Regions from separate parts of the Homo sapiens genome. Here region 1 is linked to region 2. A link is a contact called in ENCODE Hi-C or POLR2A ChIA-PET data. All regions are on one chromosome and are shown on one strand. The core of a region is the stretch at or near the end of the contact, and the rest is flanking DNA. Distances in the headings are between cores, read along the strand shown.

The links. Hi-C counts contacts between places; a loop is a spot of excess contacts on that map. ChIA-PET counts read pairs that join two places held with the same protein, here RNA polymerase II (POLR2A).
Region 1: a loop to region 2 is called in a map of gastrocnemius medialis, with 6 times the contacts of the local background. The contact joins the promoter of ABHD2 here to the enhancer-like site in region 2. A Hi-C loop is called at or near these places in 1 of 168 maps with a recorded cell type or tissue (gastrocnemius medialis). POLR2A ChIA-PET finds 5 or more read pairs at or near these places in 1 of 52 experiments (Caco-2).

What each region holds. Positions count from the first base shown.
Region 1 is chr15:89,087,069-89,092,646 of GRCh38, reverse strand. ABHD2 (abhydrolase domain containing 2, acylglycerol lipase) reads right to left here and starts at 4,191. Exons shown (of 11, transcript NM_152924.5): 1 at 4,084-4,191. LOC124903573 reads left to right here. Exons shown (of 7, transcript XM_047433432.1): 3 at 406-471; 4 at 1,364-1,512; 5 at 3,715-3,812; 6 at 3,961-4,579; 7 at 4,706-5,086. The coding sequence ends at 4,920. RefSeq lists enhancers at 3,532-4,051, 3,993-4,172, 4,783-5,428.
Region 2 is chr15:88,703,317-88,708,432 of GRCh38, reverse strand. No RefSeq gene overlaps it. Among named protein-coding and RNA genes, the nearest start is that of ISG20, 67 kb to the right of the region's middle. Within about 2 kb of position 3,137, at least 5 of the 41 ENCODE cell types and tissues checked have a DNase peak (open chromatin) inside an H3K27ac peak, as active enhancers do.

The sequences.
Region 1 (5,578 bases), core at 2,942-5,441, 380 kb before region 2:
CCACTTCTGGAGGATGAAGAAATCGCTAATACTGGTTGCCTCTGAGGATCAGGGGTCAGGGGTACACACAGATGTATTTACTAGTTAACCTTTTGTGCCTTTAAAAAATTTTCTTTCATCATGTGAATGTATTGCCTATTTTTAAAAACTAAAATTTGAATTAAAAAATTTTAAAATTTCTATTAAAAACAATTTTAAAACAAAATAGTTTTTAAGCAACAAACCAAACTAATTTGTTAATCTTGTCAACTGTGTTCCTGGCACACACCAGATGCTTAATTTGTTGAACTTAATGAACCTCCACTTAAAGACAACAAAAGAAAATCAGAAACCAGGCAAATCCAAGGGTACCAACGTTCCACTTCTCTAAAAAGCTCTTCACCTGTCTGCTATTTATTGTGAAAGATCAGACAATGAGTCGGTGTGTAACAAGCCCCTCACCCAAATGGCCCCAGTCCACAAGCTTCAGGGGTAATGGTGGAGCTTATCGTCTGTCCACACCAACCATTTTACAAACAGAAAACATTCAATCCAAAAATATGATGCCCTGGACAAGACAACAAAAATCAATCTGCAGATATGAAAATCCTGAAAGGAGATAATGTAGCATCTGTATGGTATCAACAAAGAAACAGCAGCACAGGGCTTAAAAATGTCCTACTCATGCACTGGCCAAAAAGGCTGAACCATGAAAAGCTGCTATAAAATCCTGACACCAGACACATTTAAGAGGCACCCTGAACTTCTCATTGCTCTGTTCCTGGGGATAGCTTAGCCCAAGATGAAACAGAAAGGCTAAAGCAACTCATGCCCCACATCATCTATACTCTGAAACTGGTCATGGAGTACTCAAAACTCACAATGCAATAAAAATGGGAATACTGTAAGCTGTAGGTCATGGTAGAAATTCTGCCACACAAAATTCAATTATATTGGAAATGTCTCTCTCCTGGGGCTTTTAAAAGAGCCAGATTTTAGGCAAAAAATAAGACAGACTCTACCCCTGTCTCCCATAAGACCAAAGAAATTATTTCCTGCTCGGGGCAGGAGCTCTGAACAAGGGCAGTGAGAACCACTACAGAGGTTATGGGTCCTGCCGGAGATTACCAGGAAAAGGCGTAAATGCTTAAAGCAACGAGTAACAGCAAATGAGAAGCTCATCCACCAAAATACTGAGAAAAGAGAGTGAGAAAGAGAGAAAGGGGCCCATATTAATACACAAGCAAAGAAATGAAAACTATTATTCTAAAATGGCTGATCTCTAGAACAGCTTAAACAAAAACCGAAATTCAGAATCAACTCAAGAAAAATAAAGCATGAGAAGGTGCCATTTAATGAAGTGATAATCTTTGGTTCAATCTAGAAAACAAGTAAAAACAGAAGAGAAAATCAAAGGTGACTGGATTCCTGCAAAAAATGAAAGTGGCAGGCATCTTTTCATCAAAAGGGAATTGGCTGGCACACTGAGAGTGCCTATTTGTCAGACCCACGCAGGCGATAAAGGAAATGAAGGTGAGAGTAAAAAGGGAAAAAAGTGAACGACCCTGACTAAAATGAGAGGAAAAAGACCATTCCCTTGTACTTGCCATCTGGTTTATTTCAAGCTTTGGAAAAGAACAGGAAAAACACAGATAAACCAGTGAACCAGCTAGATTGCCAGCACGGATCAGTCACACACTTTTGCTTCTGCCAGGCCAGGCAGGCGCTGCTGGTGCTCCCCCTATTCGAATGACTAAGTAACTTCCTTAAATGCAGTTGACACATGATCCCTGAACTTCCGAAAAGCACTTAATACAGTGGCTCATAAAATCTTAATCTAAAAATGTTCATCCATTTAGAATCAAGCTGCATCACACTCATCGCTTGGGAGGAGGGCTGAAGAGAGGGAATACATATTTGGAAGGACACCATGGACACGGGTATCATCCAGGACTTTACCATTTCGAGGGATTCCCACCCCTCACTGCCTGCTTTTAACGATAATTTTAAAGGGTTCAGAGCCTAAGAAGAATGTAACTGCAAGGGGGAACTAACATAGAAACTAAATTACCTGAATCACAAAAATAAGTAAGGTATAAAATGCAACGTGACTTGGAAACCCCTTGCAGCTGTCTGTGTTAAAATGAAATCTGGAATATGTTAAATGAATTTGGGGGTGGGGGGAAGGGGACTGGGGGAAAAATTAGCTCTTGATAGAGTATTGGGTGGTGGATATGAAGAAAAATGTACAAAAAGGCAACAGAATATCATATCTAGCAAATCTATTGTGCTTACCCTGTGCCAGGTACTGTTCTAAATGCTTCAGATGTAGTAACTCCATGCACTTCTCAAAACAATCTTCTAACATAAGTATCATTATTATTTCTGTTTTAGAGGTGAGGAAACAGAGGCACAGAGAAGTTAAGTAGCTTGCCCAAGGTTGTACAGCCAGTAAGAGGCAGGGCTGGGATTCAAATCCAGGCACTCAGGCACCAAAATCTGTCCTCCTAACCTCTCTGGACTCCCCTAGAACTTAAAACACTGAGAATGGGCAAACTAAGCTTGGAGTGAAATAAGTCATGCACTGGCTAGATCTAAATACAGTCAAGAGATCAACCCTTAGTCATGGGCCTGTGATGACCAACCAGCCCTGTGACCACCCCAGGCCTCAGTTTCCTCACCTGTGCATTGAGGAGACTGAATGAGAGTCCACCTAATTAGACTTAGATAGAGATGAGCTCTATCTAAGGTGCCTTCAGCTCTAAAATGTCACAGTCCGTGCTGACTACCAGCTGTATATGGACTGCTTTCTGACTAGATGTTCAAAGATTAATTCATCCTAAAACACACAGCAAGGTGTGTTAAGATTCTTTCTCTGCCTCCTGACCTTTAGATTATTATGTTCTCTCTATTCCGGCAAATGACAGAGGGTAGTGAAGGATTTCTCTTTTGGACTCTGCTTAATGTGGCTGTAAGGAAACGGCCTTCGAAAAGCTCTGGGCACAGATCTTGTTGACTCTGCCAAACCTGCAGTCTCTCCAGGTCCCTCTGTGGAGCCTGTTCTTGGAACATGCCTTTGGATTTGGTTACTGGAATGCAGGTGAAACTGACAAACTGGAGGTCCAGCAACCAAAAAAGAGAGATTGGGAAGATTAAGAGAGCGGTCCATGGTAGTTCAAATACAAGGAGTTTCACAGTGGCTAAATAAACCTCTATCTTTTTGTATAATCCAGTCTCTTTGCTAACACCCACTCTTGAGAGCTGAAACCTCAAAATTCATTATGGGTGAATTCAACAGCCACTTGGAACCTAATGGACCCCCAGAAGTACTCTTCTCAAGCTAGGCATCAAAGGCCACTTAGAGTGCATTTGTGGGTAGAGAAGGCCCTTACAGATGGGTCATGCAGTCCTCCCTTGGGAGTCCTAAGCATCCGACACAGGTGGCTGTCATCAGGCCACTGCTTGGACATCGCCAAGGTCGAGGCGCTAGCTGCCCGGCCTGGCAGGCAGCCTCCTGCGCTGCTGGACAGCTCTAGCTGTGGGAAAAGCTCACGAAGGGCCTAGAACAGTGCCGGTCGCGGGGCCGAACTCGGTAAATGTGCTTCCAAGTGGGTCAAAAGCTGCCTTTCTAGAACTTAAACCCACTGGTCCTGCGTGAGCCCCTGGAGCCCCGAAACACAGAGGCCTCTCGGGTATCTCGGGCTGTAATCAGGCCCCTCGGCCCTCTCCTTCCAGGTGCGGATCCCGGACCTTCTTCGCCGAGCCTGAACCGGCAGACCCCTCCCCAGGCCCCTGAAGACCCAGGAGTGAGCACCAATGGGGGAAAGGCCGCGGTCGGGGTTGTCCCCAACCTCGGTTCCTCGGGCAGAAGGGGACAAAGGGCCTCAGGAAGGCGTATCCCCCGCCGCGATCTGGGCTGTCCCCACCACTGGGCAAGCCAGCCCCTGGGACCCCCACGGCGCCAGATGACAGGCCCCCCAGGATCCCCTCAGGCTGCGGCGTGATGGGCCGAGCTACGCCGGGGACCTCGGGGCTCGGAGATTCGGTTCGACGGGTCCGGGGTGCGATCCCCGCTCCGCGGAGCTCGCTCGGCCGTGGCTTTACCTGCGTGTGATTGACTACAGGTGCTCAGCTCGCCCCCAGTCTGGTTCCTGCAGCTCCCCGGCTGCCAGCGGCGCTCATGGATATACAGCCGGAACCCCTGGCCAGTGCAGCTCCCGCCGCTACCGGCCCCGCCCAAGTAACTGCCGCCACGCCCCTGACGACCGCTTCTGCCACGCCCCTAACCACGGAAACCGCTTGTTCATTGGGCAGTTCAGCCGCTTCTCCACTTGCCCCGCGCGCTCATTGCGTCTAGGAGGGGATCCATTGATCAGCGAAGCTGTTCCTCAGAGTGGAGGCGGGATTCTTAGGGGAGAGCTCCTCAGCAATTGGTTACATTTGACGGCTTTAGTCCAGGGACCCAGACGCTACTGGATAAGGCCAGCCCGGAGTGGGCGGGGAAAGGGGAGGAGGGCTAGAAGGTGGGTCGTGTTTGATGTCGATGGGGGCGGGGTGAAGAGACGGGTAATTGTGACCGCAAACTGCTTTAGAGGGCTGGGTAAGGTCAGCTGTCGACTGGGCTCAGAGGAATGAGGTCGGCTGGTAGCTCAGCTGCTGGTAGCTCAGCTGGGGCTCTTATGGGTCCAGGCCGACTGACTGACTCACGTGTACTCAAATTTCGCAGGGGTGAAATTTGAGGTCATATCCCGGGAGAGAGGAAGAAGGGTCGTGAGTCACCGAACCCGAAGGAGAGGAAAAGATGTGGAGGCAGCGGTCTATGGCCTCTTCCAGCTCCGGACGGGGGATGGGGACGCTCTGGGCAATACGGGCCTCAGTTATTGTCCCACTGTCCTTTCAACCCTTAACCAACCCAGTTGGAGGCCGCCTGGAAGAATGTAGCCTTGGAACTAGGGCCTGGAATTGGGGCTCCTACCGGTTGTGTGGGCTTGGGCAAGTCACTTAACCTTCCCGCATGCTCCCTTCACTTGGCAACTGAGGGTAACAATAGTAGTTGATGAGAAGATTAAATAAACTCTGATAAATGCCAACAGTGGCTGGCACTCAACAGGCATTCAATCAAGGCTGATTCTTCCCCCATCACCCACTCACCTCATCCGGCTGGGAAACTAGGCCCATTTCTAAAATTCTATGAGCCTGAAACTGCTTTTGCAATGGCATGTCGTGTACCAAGAATAGAACACTTGAGCGACTTGAAATGCAACCCCTGTAGGGCAGACAAGGCCACCCTACCAAGGCCCCATAGGGCTCGGAGAGAGGGAGCAGGGGATGAAATGAGAGGAGCGATTTAGTCAGAGAAGGGAAGTGGCATTTGTTACCATGTAAATTTTTCCCAACATATTTCAGGTTGTGACAAGGAACAGTGGGCTGGCTCAAGTTTTATGGAGCGTAACCAAATAACATCCTTTGAAGGCTGATCAGCACCGGACCAGAAATCATTGCATGAGCTCTATCTGTCAGAGACCCCTGAAACCCATTCCCCATTCTGAAGGTGTAGACATCACAGAGTGTGGACAGAAATAGCTTCTCAGGCCTGAAT
Region 2 (5,116 bases), core at 1,888-4,387:
AGGCCAGAGGACCAGGCTGGTATGAGTCGGGAGTGACTGTGGCTGATTCCAAATGAAACCTCAGGGACATTGGTTAATGTTCAGACCAGGGCAGAGGTAGAAGTGCCCAGGGGAATGCAGACTCCTCTCCTGCCACATGTGAAAGGCAAGAATGTGGACCATCTCCCCCCCAGCTCGATGCTGATCCAGGTCAACCAGCAAGGGACAGAATGCGTGGTGCTCCAAGCCTCAAGCCCTACCCTGCCTGCAGTCAAGCTGTGCCCCTGTCCATGGAGAGCCTGGCCCTCTGTGGACTTATGTCTCATGCAGGCCACCTCATTACTCAGCCAGCTCTCCTTCCACCTTTGCCCCAGTTGTCCTTTGGGGACCTTTGGGGATCAAATTTTCTAGGCTGGGTGGTGATAACTTGACAGCTCAGGGATAATATGCTGGGCCAGAAGTTTTCCGTCTTGAGAATCCAACATCAGAATCACCCGGATGGCTTTTAAAATGGCCAACTAACATGAAAAAATGCTCAACATCATGAATCATCAGGGAAATGCAAATTAAAACCACAATGAGATATCGTCTTATCCCAGCCAGAATGGTCAATATTAAAAAGTCAGAAAACAATAGATATTGGCATGGATGTGCTGAAAAGGGAACATCTATACACTGCAGGTGCGAATTAAATCAGTACAAAACCTTTGAAAAATAGTATGGAGGATTCTTAAAGAAATAAAAGTGGACCTACCATTTGATCCAGCAATCCCACCACTGGGTACCTACCCAAAGGAAAAGAAGTCATTATATCAAAAAGACACCTGCACACATATGTTTATTGCAGCACAATTCGCAATTGCAAATATATGGAACCAACCTAAGTGCCCATCAACCAATAAGTGGGTATACACATATACACTATGGAATACTATTCAGCCACAAAAAGGAATGAAATAGTGTCTTTTGCAGCAACTCGGATGGAACTGGAGGCCATTATTCTAAGTGAGGTAATTCAGGAACGGAAAACTGAACACCATGTGTTCTCACAGGTGGGAACGGAGCTATGGGTATGCAAAGGCATACAGAATGGTATAATGGACTTTAGAGATTCAGAAGAGGGAGCGTGGTAGGGGACGTGGGATTAAAAAACTATATACTGTCCATTTTGGGTGTGTTGTACAAAATAATTTTTTAAAAAACTACATATTGGGTACAACGTATACTATTTGGGTGAGGGGTGCACTAAAATCTCAGACTTCACCACTAAGAAGTCCATCCATGTAACAAAAACCACATGGACCCCAAATGCTATTGACATTTTTTTAAATTAAAAAATAAAAATAGGCTGGGTGCAGTGGCTCACACCTGTAATCCTAGCACTTTGGGAGGCTGAGGCGGGCAGATCATCTGAGATCAGGAGTTTGAGACCGGCCTGGCCAACATGGTGAAACCCTGTCTGTACTAAAAATACAAAATTAGCTGGGCATGGTGGCGCATGCCTGTAATCCCAGCTACTCAGGAGGCTGAGGCAGGAGAATGGTTTGAACCCGAGAGGCGGAGGTTGCAATGAGCCGAGATCACACCACTGCACTACAGCCTGGGTGACAAGAGCAAAACTCCATCTAAAAAATAAATAAATATAAGTAAGTAAGTAAATAAATAAATAAAAGGGCTCCACCCCCATAGTTTCTGACTTGGTAAGCCTGGCCTGGGGCCTAAGAATCTGAATTTCTACTAAATCCCCAGGAGATGCAGATGCTGCTGGTTCAAGTAACTGCACTCTGAGACCCATGTGTAGGTACGACCGGATGAGGCAGGGACAGCTGCAGCTAACATAGCCAGAAACGGCCTCCCTGAGGAGGCAACATTCAGCTCCGACCTGAACGACAAGAAGGAGCCAGCTGTGCAAAGTCTAGGAGTTCCTAAACTCTTCTGGGCCTGGGGTGCTAGGGCAGTCTGGTGAAGCCTATGCATCCCTTCCCAGAAGGATGTTTGTAATTGCATTAAATTAATATACATGGGGTTACACAGGAAAATCATTATCTTGAAACCCAGCTCAACCCATGGAACCCCTGGTTAAAAAACAAAAACAAAAACAAAAAAAACCTGGGAAAAGAGTATTTGAGGAAGAGGGAATGGTAAGTGTGAAGTCCCTGGGTTGGGTGAATTCGGCAGGTTGGGGGAAAAGATGCTCAATGCGTGGAGCGAGTGAAGCAGAGGCTAGGTCCTGCGGTGCTTGTGCTTTGGGGATGGCTCTAGTCTATATTCCCAGTGTGCTGAACACCAACAAGGCTTTCAAATCTGCTTACAGATCTGCTTACCACGCCATCGGGGCAGGGTGGTGAGCAGATTCGTATTCTAAACCATCACTGTGGCTGCTGGATGGAGAATGGGATGTTAGGGGGACAAGAAGGGAGGCAGGAGACCCTTGGGAGCTACTGCAGGCCTCCAGGGCATACACATAGGATGCGATCTTCGACGCAGGGCAGGGAGAGGATCCTTCGGGGCCAAGAGGGACCTTGGAGGTGTAAACTGAGTGAAGTACCTATGTATTGGACACAGGCAACGGAGGACGGGTATTTGGGGTTAGTGTCTACTGCTGACTCTGTTACTAATTCACCACGGGCCCTAGGCTCAATCGCTCCCTGTCTCAGGTTCTCAGGCTCTAGTGGGTAAAAGGAAGGCTTGGACTAAGCTCCCACAGTGAGAGTCGAGAGAGTTCAGTGCAGGCCCCGCGAACCCTCTGGCTGGAAGTGCTGTTTGCCCGGGAAGCATGATGATGCCCACCGCCGCGGGCGCCCGAGTGGCTGCCCAGTCCGGTCTGCAGGCCTCGTCGCCTGCGGAGGGGGCGGCGTGGGGACCAAGCGGCCGCAGCGAGGCGGCAAGGCGCCTGGGTCCCGCTGCCAGCGGCCGGGGTAAATGAGAGCCCGAGGGAGCCCGGGCGGCGCGCGGCGGGCGGGATTGGCGCCCGATCCAGTCCCTCCCCTCCCCTCTCCTCTCCTCCCCTCCCCTCCTCTCCCCACCCTTTGCCTCCTCTTCCCTTCCCACCCCTCCCTTCCCTTTGCGTCTCCTCCTCTCCTCTCCCTTTTCTTCTCCTCCTCCTTCCTCATCTCCTGCCCCGCACCCCGCTCCTCTTGGCAGAACTGCTGGAAAAAAGGGCCGGGCAGAGGGGCAGACGGCGGCGGGCCGGCTCCGCGCCGCCAGCCCGGGCAGCGAACACTCAGGAGGAAAAGCTGCGCCCCCGTCAGCCTCCCCGCCCCTGCTGTGGGGTCCAGGGCCCCGACGCCCGGTGGAGGGGGCTCCCCACACCCACTGGACACCTGTTGGCCCCCTGCAGGGAAAATGCTTTTTCCCTCTTCACTCCCACCGACCCTCAATCCATGCTGACCTCCCTGAAATGGCAGACCAGCGAGGGCCTCCGAGAGGTTTCGTTATTTAATCAACAAACTTTATTGAAAAACTGCTCCTCGCTGGCCCTATACGGGGTGGGCCCTGGGGACGACACCAGTTCGGACCCTGTTCCTGTCCTGGAAGAGCACCCAGTCTAGTGGTGGAGATACATATATAGGGGCATGAAATAAGCACCCACTGTTTGCCAGATCTTTGAAACACATTATCTATAATCCTTATGCTAAAGCCTCAAGTAGTAGTATCTCCATTTTACAGGTGAGGAGACAAAGACTATTCGCCATGGACTAAGATAATAGATGGATGAAATTTATATTCACAATATGTAAAACCCACAAGAGGTGACTATCTTAAAATACACAAGGATTCCTATAAACCCACCAAATGGCTACAATTTAAAAGACTGAAAGTATGAAATATTAATGAGGATGAGGAGCAACTGGAATTTTCATACGCTGCTGGTAGGAGTGTAAATTGGTACAGCCACTTTAGAAAAACGTTCAGTAGTGGAGATTAAAGCCAAACATTCAAAATTCCCGTGATGAACCAATTCCACTACCAACAGAATTGAGTGCTTATAGCCACCAAAAGACACGTTCAAACATGTTCATAGAAACTTTATTCATAATAACGCCAAACTGGAAACAACCCAAATGTCCATCAACAAGAAAAAGGGTAAATAAATTCCGCATAGGCATACAATGGAATATTACACAGCAGTGGAAAAGAATGACCTAGCACACAACCACCTAGATAAATCTGAAAGATGCCAGATATGAAAGAGAACTTACTGCATGATTCTGTTTATATACAGGTTTTTGAAAGCGAAACCAATCTAAGGTGTAGAGGTCAAAGTAGTAGTTGCCTTGAAAGGTAAATGGAGGGGACACAAGAGCCTTTGAGGGGCTGAAAAGCTCTAAATCTTAACCTGGGTGGAGATTACACAGGTGTGTCCATGTGTAAAAATAAATCAAGCTCCACAGTTAATATCTTGTGCAACATGTGTAGACTATACCTTAACTCAAACAAAGCAAAACCAAGAGCTTCTTCCAATCAACAAGGAAATGATAGGAAATACAAATGTGTAATGGGCAAAGGACACCCGTTGGCAATTTATAGAAAGAAAAGTCCTAATAGGTAGCAGGTATTTGAAAAGATCCCCAATCTCATTAGTAACTAGGCAAATATATATTGAACAAGATACTACTTGACATCCATCAGATTAGTAAAGCAGATGGTACCATGTGTTGGCCAGGGGATGTGGGAGATGGGGACTGGAGCACAGATGGGTGCTGGAAGCAGTTGGGCTAGCTGCCCTTGGTGATAAAGTGAGCGCACACCTTGGGACTCAGTTCCAACTCTCCGTGTTTGTACTGGCGAGCAAGGGGACCGGTACAAGGACATGTTCATGTGGTATTATTTATGGGAGTGCTGAGTTGAAGACAACCTTGATGTTAATCCGGGGAGGATTCAGTAAAATGTGGTAGGGTCACACTATGGGATACTGTGCAGCAGTCAGAAGCAACAAATTTCTAATGACATATGTGCATAGATGGATCTCTAAAACATAGAGACATGGCTGGACTTAGTGGCTCATGCCTATAATCCCAGCACTCTAGGAGGCCAAGGCGGGAGGATTGCTTGAGCCCAGGAATTGGTGACCAGCCTAGGAAATATGGTGAGACCCCCATCTCTACAAAAAGAAAAAATGTTTTTTAAAATTAGG